Linked DNA regions of Homo sapiens: all the other regions are linked to region 2. A link is a contact called in ENCODE Hi-C data. All regions are on one chromosome and are shown on one strand. The core of a region is the stretch at or near the end of the contact, and the rest is flanking DNA. Distances in the headings are between cores, read along the strand shown. Region 1 holds the start of CKAP4 (cytoskeleton associated protein 4). Region 2 holds the start of TPCN1 (two pore segment channel 1). Region 3 holds the start of RAB35 (RAB35, member RAS oncogene family).

The links. A loop is a pair of places that touch in the nucleus more often than their neighbours do. Pooled maps may share reads with other maps.
Region 1: a pooled map shows a loop between it and region 2 (11-fold over the local background). The contact joins the promoter of CKAP4 here to the promoter of TPCN1 in region 2. A Hi-C loop is called at or near these places in 1 of 168 maps with a recorded cell type or tissue (tibial artery), 1 of 37 single-sample maps with no recorded cell type and 5 of 50 pooled maps.
Region 3: a loop to region 2 is called in a pooled map, with 10 times the contacts of the local background. The contact joins the promoter of RAB35 here to the promoter of TPCN1 in region 2. A Hi-C loop is called at or near these places in 5 of 50 pooled maps.

The regions. Positions count from the first base shown.
Region 1 is chr12:106,245,868-106,249,612 of GRCh38, reverse strand. It overlaps CKAP4 (cytoskeleton associated protein 4), which reads left to right and starts at 1,593. Exons shown (of 2, transcript NM_006825.4): 1 at 1,593-2,244. The coding sequence starts at 1,762. It overlaps LOC124903008 (a long non-coding RNA gene), which reads right to left and starts at 1,341. Exons shown (of 2, transcript XR_007063443.1): 1 at 854-1,341. RefSeq lists silencers at 1,018-1,357, 1,388-1,697, 2,358-2,447.
Region 2 is chr12:113,220,142-113,223,778 of GRCh38, reverse strand. TPCN1 (two pore segment channel 1) reads right to left here and starts at 2,315. Exons shown (of 28, transcript NM_017901.6): 1 at 2,153-2,315. It overlaps DRC10 (dynein regulatory complex subunit 10), which reads left to right and starts at 2,685. Exons shown (of 5, transcript NM_001330452.2): 1 at 2,685-2,782. RefSeq lists a silencer at 321-615 and an enhancer at 2,937-3,086.
Region 3 is chr12:120,115,087-120,118,633 of GRCh38, reverse strand. RAB35 (RAB35, member RAS oncogene family) reads left to right here and starts at 1,881. Exons shown (of 6, transcript NM_006861.7): 1 at 1,881-2,035. The coding sequence starts at 1,984. It overlaps RAB35-AS1 (RAB35 antisense RNA 1), which reads right to left and starts at 1,727. Exons shown (of 1, transcript NR_182302.1): 1 at 1-1,727. RefSeq lists enhancers at 3-102, 1-313, 1,106-1,897, 1,898-2,690 and silencers at 815-993, 981-1,040, 1,131-1,480, 1,641-1,950, 2,051-2,180.

The sequences.
Region 1 (3,745 bases), core at 344-2,843, 7.0 Mb after region 2:
GGGGAGACATACCTGGCACACAGTGGGCCCTCAACAAAGGTTTGCTATATTGAACTAACATATATGCCTCTCGTTGCAATTACTTGCTAAGTCCCATGAGAGGTATCAAATGGTGTTATAGGGAAAGCATCATCAAAGAGGTGGCATTTGAACCCTATAGGCTTTAAGGGCAGGGCATGGTTTTGTCTTTGTTTACAGAACTGGGAGGAGGTTACAGACAGAAGAAACAGCATTCCTACTACACACAGTGCCAGGTGCACACAGTGCCAGGCACACATCACTCACCAGAAACTGGGGAAAGCAGTGGAATTGAGTGAGTTCTGTCCCTGCCCCGGCACCAATTAGACTGAGTGAGTGGGCAAGTTGCTTAACTTCCCTGGGCCCCCGTTTCCTTCCCATTCTGAAGTGATTAAGCTGCACAGACTTCAGAAAGAAGCAGACTGAGTGAGGTTCGAATGATGACTATATGTGACCTTGAGCCAATCCGAAGCCGGCTCGCTCAGTCTCAATTTCCTTCCTATAAAATGGGTAAAATAATTTCTACCTCACAGGGCTTTTGTGAGATTTCGAGAACATATGTGAGTCGCTAACCACACAGCCTGGCAATACCAGATTTCCTTTTACAAAAGTAGGGGTGACAACGCTGATCTGCCTCTTTCTGTGTGGCTGCTGCTGCCTCCGCAGCACCCATCCCAGAGGCTGTCAGGAGTAGGGGCCGTGGACAAACTTCATGACCCCGAAAGAGAAAACAGAGCTGAAGGGGCTTCGGGGGGAAAAAGTAAAGAGCTGGCCACAGCAGGCTAACTTGGCTAACGGGGACACTTGGTGAATGCGTCCCCTTGAACAGACTTACCACAGTCGAGAATCTTTGCTAACTCGCATCAACCATGCCTCCCAAGCTGGCTGGATTTTGGACAGCCTTTTTTGTCTCCGCCTTCAAACCCAAGGCAAAGGACAAGGCCCAACCCCATGGCGGGCTGGGAGAGTGAAAGCAGGGGGAGTCCCCCAATTCCCAGCGGAAAGGAAGGGCGATCTGTTCCCACCCGCTGACTCCCACTCCCGGGGCCAGGGCTCCTTGGGCGCCCCCCTTCATTTCTCTCCTCTCCGCACAGGTCGGGAAGGGAGGGGGTCGCGCTTGGCCCGCGGCGCAGGTTCACCCCGGCTTTCGTCCCTCCGACCCCGCCTGGCCGCCCATCCCCGACCCCCGTGGACCCTGCTCGGCCGCCCCGGCTGGGGTCGATCTGGCCCTCCGCCCCCAGCCTGCGTGGAACCCGCCGGGCCGCCAGCCCCACCTCGGCCGCGTCCCCTCCCCTCCGCTCCGCTCTTCTCCCCTCCCCTCGCGGCCACCTCGGTGCCCACCCCGGCCTCCGCAGACCCCGCCGGGACCCCGCCCCGCGCCCAGCCACCCCCGCGCCGGCTTCCCGGCCCCCGTAGACCCCGCCCGGCCCTCCCTCTCCGGGGTCGTGGCGGCGGGGAGGAGGGGCCGCCGGGCCGGCGTGCGTGGCAAGCTCTCCCGGCTCGGCTCGCTCGGCCTCCCTTACCGGGAGGCGGGGTCGGCGCCGCGGCGGCGGAGGCAGGCCCCCTCCTCCCGCCTCCTCGGCCCGGCCTCCTTCCCCGGCCGCGCGTCCTCTCGCCGCTCCGACGCCAGCAGCGCCCGCGTGCCGCTCGCCCAGTCCCGGGGGAGCCCCTGCAAGTTTCCCGGGCCGCGCGCCGCGCTCGCTCGCCTCCCAGCCCGCGGCCCGAGCCGCCGCCGCGCCCGCCATGCCCTCGGCCAAACAAAGGGGCTCCAAGGGCGGCCACGGCGCCGCGAGCCCCTCGGAGAAGGGTGCCCACCCGTCGGGCGGCGCGGATGACGTGGCGAAGAAGCCGCCGCCGGCGCCGCAGCAGCCGCCGCCGCCGCCCGCGCCGCACCCGCAGCAGCACCCGCAGCAGCACCCGCAGAACCAGGCGCACGGCAAGGGCGGCCACCGCGGCGGCGGCGGCGGCGGCGGCAAGTCCTCCTCCTCCTCCTCCGCCTCCGCCGCCGCTGCCGCCGCCGCCGCCTCGTCCTCGGCGTCCTGCTCGCGCAGGCTCGGCAGGGCGCTCAACTTTCTCTTCTACCTCGCCCTGGTGGCGGCGGCCGCTTTCTCGGGCTGGTGCGTCCACCACGTCCTGGAGGAGGTCCAGCAGGTCCGGCGCAGCCACCAGGACTTCTCCCGGCAGAGGGAGGAGCTGGGCCAGGGCTTGCAGGGCGTCGAGCAGAAGGTGGGTACCCCCGGCCCCGCAACTGTCCCCATCGACTGCGGCCTCCGGACCCACGGCCGGGCTCCTTCGTGCTTCCCGACCGGCCCCTAGCGCTGCCTGCCCAGGCCCGGAGGCGGGAGCCGGCCGCTCCTCCTTGGCGGGCCCTGGCCTAGACATCCCACTCCACGCGGCCCCCTAGTTCCGAGGCAGTCCCCAGACCCCCTTTGTTAATGGCTGCGGAGGAATCGGCCCCGAGGGATGGGCCGCCGCGAGGATGCCCAGGCCCGCCTGGCAGGGTGGGCCAAGGGCCTGTCACAGGGCATTAGCGGTGACCTGTAAGGAAGCCGGCAGGCTCCGGGGAGCCCATTCTTTCTGCATTAGGAACCGCTGAATGGGCAGAGCTGTCTGAAAAGGAGGTTGGAAGGGAAGCCAGCGCATCCCTGGAAGCCTCAGGCAAGGCCCCACCTCAGCTCTGCCTGTGGGAGACATCCGAGCGGGGTTTTTAATAGACCCGGAGCTGGCATTCTTACTCATTTGCAGGTCCAAATGAAATACCATCTATCTTTAGGTCCCTTGTCCTGTATTGGACCAGCCTGCCCAGGTGGGCCTTTGACGTAGTCCTACTTCAGCTTTTTTGGGTTTTCTTTTGAGAGGGAGTCTGGCTCTGTCGCCCAGGCTGGAGTGCAGTGGTACGATCTCAGCTCACTGCAACCTCTGCCTCCCAGGTTCCAGCGATTCTCCTGCCTCAGCCTCCTGAGTAGCTGGGATTACAGACATGTGCCACCATACCCAGCTAATTTTTTATTAGTAGTAGAGACAAAGTTTCACCGTATTGGCCAGGCTGGTCTCGAACTTCTGACCTCAAGTGATCCGCCTGCCTCGGCCTCCCAAAGTGCTGGGATTACAGGCGTGAGCCACTGCGCCCGGCCCTACTTCCGCTTTAGGGGAAGAGGAGGGCCAAAAATACTAGATCATACTGGTGAATAATACTTCTAGCCACATTTATATGGTGTTTAGAATGCTTACTCACTCACATATTATCTAATTCTTATAACTACCCTGGGAGGGAGGACTAACAGTTTTGATTTCATTTCCCAGAGCAGAACATTGAGGTTTAGACAGAGGAATGAGTTGACAAAGTCCCCAGCTGGTGAGTGACAGACACACGAGAATGTCTAGGCCACTGCCCTGTTCGTCAAGGGTCCACAGGGGTCCATTTCAGGTATGGATGGACCCAACTCTCAAGGCGAAGGTGCTTAGCTTCCACCCTTCTGTGGTTTTTCCATACCAAGTACAGCCCCTTTGATCTTATTCGCCCTCCACTATGTCATTGCTCAATGAAAGTTGGTTGCAAGACTGAAACAAAAAATCCCGCCACTTCTGATCCCGGAGCCACTGCCTCCTTTTCCCAGCATGCTGTCTGTCCTGCCAAGTTGCTCTCTGCTTTTGTTGAGTGTGCAGGACCAGGAATTTCCTCTTAAGACTGGCAGAGCACGGCCGGGCGTGGTGGCTCACGCCTGTA
Region 2 (3,637 bases), core at 1,066-3,565:
TGAGGTCAGGAGTTTGAGACCAGCCTGGCCAACATGGCGAAACCTGGTCTCTACTAAAAATACAAAAATTAGCCAGGTGTGGTGGTGCATGCCTGTAATCCCAGCTACTGGGGAGCCTGAAGCAGGAGAATCACTTGAACCCAGGAGGCAGAGGTTGCAGTGAACTGAGATCACGCCACTACACTCCAGCCTGGGCGACAGAGCGAGACTCCATCTCAAAAAATAAATAAACTAAAAATTTAAAAATAACTAAATAAGTAAAACACTCCGAGCTAGCCTGTTACAGCTCCTATTTATGCACATTCCCGTTTCCGCTGAGAAGAACCAAAAAAAAAAAAAAAAAGACTCAGCAGATCTGACTGCAGACCTTTGAACTTGCAAACAGCAGCAGGTTCCTTCCTCAAGCTGTGGGCTCTGGGCTCAACCCACTTTGCCTCCCAACTGACCTAGTCAATGGCAGCTGAGCAACTGACTTCTTCCTCGAATCATTGGAACAACTCCAAGCAAATCCTTGTGCATCCACAGGGAACAGTACAACGTTTTGAAACAAGGCAGCGAAAGTAAACATCATTCTACTTGCTGCTAAGCCCGTAGCTCTCTGCCCAGCACACTTCCTGTGAGTTTTTTTTTCTTAAGTTTCCTCCAGATCTGGGGATTTATTTTGCTTTTAAATCTCAGCAGTGGAAAGGCAGAAGAGGAAATCCCAGATGAGACACTACTATTTGGCAGTCTTAAGAATTATGGTTGTATTGTCGTTTTGGTTTAACTTTTTACCACAGATATTTTCAAACATTCTCAAAAGTGCAGAGAATATATACGTGAACTTCCTTGTATCCATTACTCAGCTTTGACAATTATCTCCCATGTTTACTTTGAAGGCAGGAGAATTTATTAACTCACAGAGAAGAGGTTTCTTAATGTTACCATTATCATAATGGCTAGTGGTTTCTATGTTTTAACTCACGGCTGTCCAACCTTTTGGCTTCCCTGGGCCACGCTGGAAGAACTATCTTGGGCCACACATAAAATACACTACCATTAATGATGAGCTAAAAAAAAAGAGGCAGGGGGGTTGTTCATGCATAATTTTCATGATATCTGCCACCATAGATTAAAGTCCTCGCATTCAAATGCTTCAACACGGTTGTTTAACTGTTTAATATATGACTGCTTGCCTGCCTGTACTGCCTTTGCCCACTGGCTTTCAACTGGGGTGATTTTTGCCCCCATGGGGACATCGGCAATGTCTGGAGACATCTTGACTGTCACAACTTGGGAGTGGGGGGATTGCTGGTGGGTGGAGTCCAGGTATGCCACTGAACTTGCTTCAATGCACAGGTGAGACCTCCCGAAACAGAATTATGTGGCTCAAAATGTCAACTGAGCTGCTGTTGAAAAATCCTATCTTAGCTAATATCCCCACTTTAGGAATGAGGAAATTGAAGCTTGGAGTGGTTAACTTGCCTTTTATAAGTTTCAACCCAGGCAGTCTGAATCAGGGACCCTGCCTGCTTAACCATTACCCTATATACACCTACGACTAGAACCAGTCCCCTGATTTGAATTCAAACACGTCATTTTTCCAGACAGACAAAAATGAGGCCCAGAGAGGGGAAGAGACTTGCCCAAGGTCACACAGTGGAGGAGTAGGGCTAGAACCCGGGACTCCTGCGTCCTGGTCCAGTGTTCCCTCCGCGGGCTTTGCTTCTGCCTCTACAGAGGACCCAACTGGCCAGCGCTGGGGAAAGGGCCTAGGGGAAGAGGTTCAGCTACCATCCCGCTGTCCGCTGGGGCAGCCTGACCCAGGCACAAGACTCCTGTGGGGTCACCTAAGGGCGCCAGGGAGAAGAGCGAGGGAGGGAGGAAGAAGGAGGCAGGACAGCTGGCTCCAGCTCCACGTGCTCCCAGCCCCTGGCTGGGAGCCCACGTGAGGGTCGCCCTAAGAAGTCGGGGGCGAGGAGAGAGGGTGCAAAGCCCCGGCCCGGGCTGGACGGAGAGAAGCGCGGTGGAGACTTCCCTGCGCCCCCTCTGGGCCCGTACGGCCCACCTCCCACACCAGAGTGCTGCGCCGCAACCCCTTACTCCGCGTCCTCTGACCCCTGATCCCTGCCCTCTCCCTCGGGCCAAGCCGTCGCATCCCTCGGATTCTTACACGCGCCGCCCCAGCAACCCGGACCGCGCGCCGGGGTCCGCACCGCGCAGCCTAGCCCGCCGGCGCCGCCGCCAAAACCCCGAGCCCGAAGCTGTTGCAGCCGCCGCAGCCGCCGAAGCCGCCGCCACTTCAGCCACTGCCACCAGGGCAGCTGCGCCAGCTCTCCTATCCACCGCCTACCGTCCTCTCAACCCCGCTGGCCCCGCCCCATTTCCCCTTCACAGCGTCCTACTGGCTAACTGGGCTACCGTGATGAACTCTGATTGGCCAACTATCACGTCCTTCCGCAGGTCTCGCCCGCCGCCGATGCGGTACTCCCTGCCCGCCTCCTTAAGAAGGGGCGGGACGAAGAATCCACGCCCCTTACTCCTCCCTTGTTCCCCGCCTTACTCGTTGAGTCCAACCCAGAGGGAGTCCCAAGTCTTTCCATTGGTGAAAGGTCAAAATGGCGGTGCTTCTGATTGGTCAGACTTCAGGAGGTGGGGACAACTGAGCGGAACAATAAATTGAATGGTGAAAAGAAAGGTCAGTCAGACACCGAGTCTCGCCTTCTGAGATTGGCGGGTAACCTAGCAACGCAGGGACCGCGGCGGTAACTGTGGCTAGGGAAACCTGGAGCGGTCAGAGCAGGTGAGTAGCCAGTTGGGAAAGGGTCGCGGATCGGGGGAGATGTGGAATAGGGTTCAGCCCTCTGTCCTTTGGCTCCCTGAGGAATTAGAAGCCCCCGCTGCGATCTCGTCTCAGCTTCAGGACCCTGTCCCTCAGCTCCTGCCTTAGTCTGGACCTTTCGCTCCACAACCTGCAGGGAGCCGGCCTCCATTCTGCCCTTCTACCTGCCCACTTCATGGCTCCACTCCCTCATCCCTAAAACGAGGAGGACAACAGTCAAGCAGAGTCATATCGTAGTTAACTTATTTCAAGTCAAACATGGGAGCTGTGGGTGGGAGGGGAGTTTATAAGTCCCCTCCCATTTCACCCAACGGCCATACGTTCCTCGGTGAGCAGGCAATCTCACTTCAGTGTTTAAATTAGGTAGTTTTGTTTGTTTGTTTTGTTGTTGTTGTTGTTGTTTTTGCCGAGCATGGTGGCTCACGCCTGTAATCCCAGCACTTTGGGAGGCCGAGGCGGGCAGATCACTTGAGGTCAGGAGTTCTAGGCCAGCCTAGCCAGTATGGTGAAACCCCATCTCTACTGAAAATACAAAAATTAGCTGAGCATGGAGGCGCACCTGTAATCCCAACTACTCGGGAGGCTAAGGCACGAGAATCACTTGAACCCGGGAGACTTAGGTTGCAGTAAGCCAAGATAGCGCCATTGCACTCCAGCCCGGGCAACAGAGCAAGACTCTGTCTCAAATAAATAAATAAATTAGGTAATTTTTATTACACCACTTTTGCCTTTATCCTAACTTTGGAATTTAACTCCCATCTCCATCCTTAAGATGTGATCTCATTGTACCTACTGAAGACAGAGAGTTTCTTGTGA
Region 3 (3,547 bases), core at 632-3,131, 6.9 Mb before region 2:
CTGCCTCGCTGGCTGGTTAGGGCTGGGCGTGCCTCCCTGGTGGAAGGAAGGTACATACCTTCCTTCTCCCCCTCTATTTCCTAAAACTGCTGAGTCAGAGGATGGCCCTAACCTTCCCGACCAAGGGGGACTTTCTATCGGGAGCACATGAGCAGCTCTTCTCCCTAGCCAGTACCTTCAGATTCCAAGCTCATGTTATTTCGATATCACCACACTGATTCTCAGCTCCCGGAAAAACAACTCAAGGCTTGAGTCAGACACTCCATGTGTTGTTCAATGATCCCGCCTGCAACAATGTTTATTATAACCAAAAAATATAAACAGCATGAATGTCTATTAATAGCGGAGTGGTTAAATAATAGTACATCCGATGGTTATCGGATGGAGTACCATACCACGCAGATGTTAAATGATAAAAGTGTACTGTTAAATAGAAAAAGCAAGGTATGTACATATATGTTTGTACAGGCAAAGGAAATTCACTGGGGGGCACTTATTCATTCAACAAATATGTGTTAAGCATTTTAAGGTTACCTGTGAAACTAACAGGGGTTACCTGTGAGGAGTGCTTCAGAAGGAAAAATAGTAACTTGTACTTTTCAGTAAACTTCTGCACATAATTTTAAGGACGAACATTGTTTTTTTTTTTTGAGACGGAGTTTCGCTCTTGTTGCCCAGAATGGAGTGCAATGGCGAGATCTCAGCTCACTGCAACCTCCGCCTCCCGGGTTCAAGCGATTCTCCCGCCTCAGCCTCCCGGCATTGCTTTTTATAAAGTCAAAAGAAAAGGAAGTTTGATAAAACAAGTAGAACTATCCGATAAATACTCGCCTGGAAAGGGACAGGATTATAAGAAACAGGTAATAAGGAGCTTAAAACCCTCTGCAGTTCTGCAGTGAGGATGGTCGTGGGGGCATACAACTTTCCGTTTCAGGTCAGTTTAGGTAGGGCAGGTGGGAACTCACTCTAAAACGAGAAACCGGGGCTGATGACAAAATGCACACGTTTAGCTTCTGGCGGCCCAGGTCTTCCTAGCCGCAGATTCTGAGACGTGTATCTGCAGGTGGTGTGAAATTGAAGCCGGGGGAGCGGTTGCTTTCGGTCTCCGAGGTGCGCCTTGCACACTGGGTCATTCAGCTCCCAGGCTCGGCTCGGAGCTGGACCACTCCCTCCCCTCCACCAAAGAGGCAATGTGGGCTCCAAGAGGTCACAGCGCTGGGATGGGATTTCGACCCCGCGCTGCCCTCAAAGGCCACCTCCTCGCAGCTCTGCTCCCGCCGGCAGCTCCCGTTCTGTCCAACTCGGAAGCCGCCCGCCGCCCTCGGCGTCCACTCCACAGGCCCGGGGCCGGGGCCAGCTCCGCGGGGGAGGGGTCGGTGCGGAAGGGGCGGGGTACCGGGCCTTCCCCGCGCGACTCTGCCTTCTACGGCCCCGGCCCCTGCCTCTGGAAACCCGGAGCTCGTGCGAGCCCCGCCCCACGGTCGCGGCGTGCCTGTCATTTCCTCTCCGCAGGGCGTGCGGGTCTCGAAGATGAGGGAGCAACAACGTCCACGACCGGGCTTCTCCGGCACCTTGGGCTTCTTTCCGCTGGGACTCGACAGCGGCTCGGCTCCGCAAGCTCTCAGCGCCCAGGGTGGCGGCGACGACGCTCCCCGAGGAGACGCGAGGAAGACGGGCCCGCGCTTGCTGGGACTCCGTCAGGGCGCGTGCGCGACCCGGGCGCGGCCGGCTCAGGCTGCGGCTGCGCAAGGCGGTGCCAGACGCTGCGCCTGCGCAGTGGTGGGGCGGGGCGGGAAGGAGGGAGGCGGTGGTAGCGGCGGCGGCTGCTGAGGAGGAGGAGGGGGAGCGGAGGGAGGTGTTTCTGTCAGTTCCGGCTGTTTGTTCGGGAAGTGGATCCGCCGCTGCCGGAGCAGCCCGAAGGGAGCTGCGGATCGCGAGGCCAGTACCGACCCCGCCCGCCCGCGCGCACCGCCCCCGCCCGCCATGGCCCGGGACTACGACCACCTCTTCAAGCTGCTCATCATCGGCGACAGCGGTGAGGGCCGCAGCGGCCGGAGGCGGCGCGGGCCCTGCCGGGCGCGGCCCGCGGGGGCCTCGGGGCGGCAGGCGGGCGGGGAGGTGCCGGCCCGTGCGGGGCGGGCGGGCGGGGCAGCCCGGCGGTCTGGGCCCCAGGGGTGCGCCGAGGGGCTCCGGACCGCGCCGAGGGGAGGTTGGGGCGCGGGGCGGAGGGGCCAAGCGCGCCGGGTCCAGTCATCGCGCCTGTTCCTGCCTCACGTGTGACCTTGGTCAAGTCGCGCGATCTCTGGAGTTGGAGAGACGTGGGTTCGAGTCTCAGGACTACCACCTGCCTCGCGCTGACCTTGGGCAAGTTGCTTCGCCGTCCTGAGCCTCAGTTCCCTCATCTGAGAAGTGGGGATGTGCCTTGCTGGGTGGTGTGAGGATTCGATGGGATAAAGTAGGAAAAGTGCGTAGCGCCCTACCCGGTAAAGTAAGCTCGAAGTAAATGTTCACTATTGTCATTATCATCAGTATCCTTTATAAGCGTCAGTTTCTTCCCATCTAAAATGAGGACGTTCTCAGAACCTGCCTCATGGGATTGCCGTGAGGTTTAAATGAGGTAAGTCGGATAAAGGGCTTTGCACAGGGTCTGGCATATTCCTGCTGAATTATTATATCCCTGCGTGGTTCAGTTTCCTCATCTGTAAGATGGAATGATAGTTGGATCTGCCTTATGGGGTTGATGTGAGTATTAAGTGAGATTCTGCAGTGTTGCTCACAGCTCCTGGCACATAGTGAGTTGTCACTGTTTGCTGTTACACTACTATATACAGAGGGGTCCTGGGGATGGGACAGCCAAAATTATAAAAGTGCTTTGGCCACACACACACACTGCTTGAGGGCTCCTAGCTCTGATCACTGCTCTAGCTCCAGTGCCTAGAACAGTGCCTGGCACCCAGTACATGCTTAAGACATATTTGCAGAAGGAATTAATGAATATTAAGTGTCCTTCGAAAAGGTAGACTGGTTTCTGGGAAAAGGTGGAGGGTTTTAGAGCTGTTTGGAGTGTGGCAGGTGAGCAGGTTTATGGAGTGACCAAGAGGTCAGGAAGGCAGGCCCCAGAAGGTTTATGGGAGCGAAACTGAGGTGCTGGGGTTATATGATGTTCATGAAAGAGTCTTGGGAGCATGCTCAGTTTGTAGACCAGACCTGAGCTGAGTGTGGGGAGGGATGTCTTATGATTGGAGGCAGAGGCCAGGCTGGTGGTAGAGCCCATGGACTGTTAAGGAAAGGGGATCAAATCAAGTGAGCGGTATGACTTGGGATGTAGGAGTGTTGGGTAGCGATGTCAGAGCTAGGTCAGGGAAGTGGGTGGTTTTGGCCTCCCTTTTAAAGCTGGATGGAGATGTGGTTGGTGGTTTGGATCAGGTGAAGGATGGCTGAGGTTTCCGTGGTTGCTGGAGGAGGGGAGAGGTAAGGGGGAAAGCTGGGGGCTAACCAGGGAGATGGAAGAGTAACTGAGGTTGGGGAAGGAGGTAGAAAGGTGGAG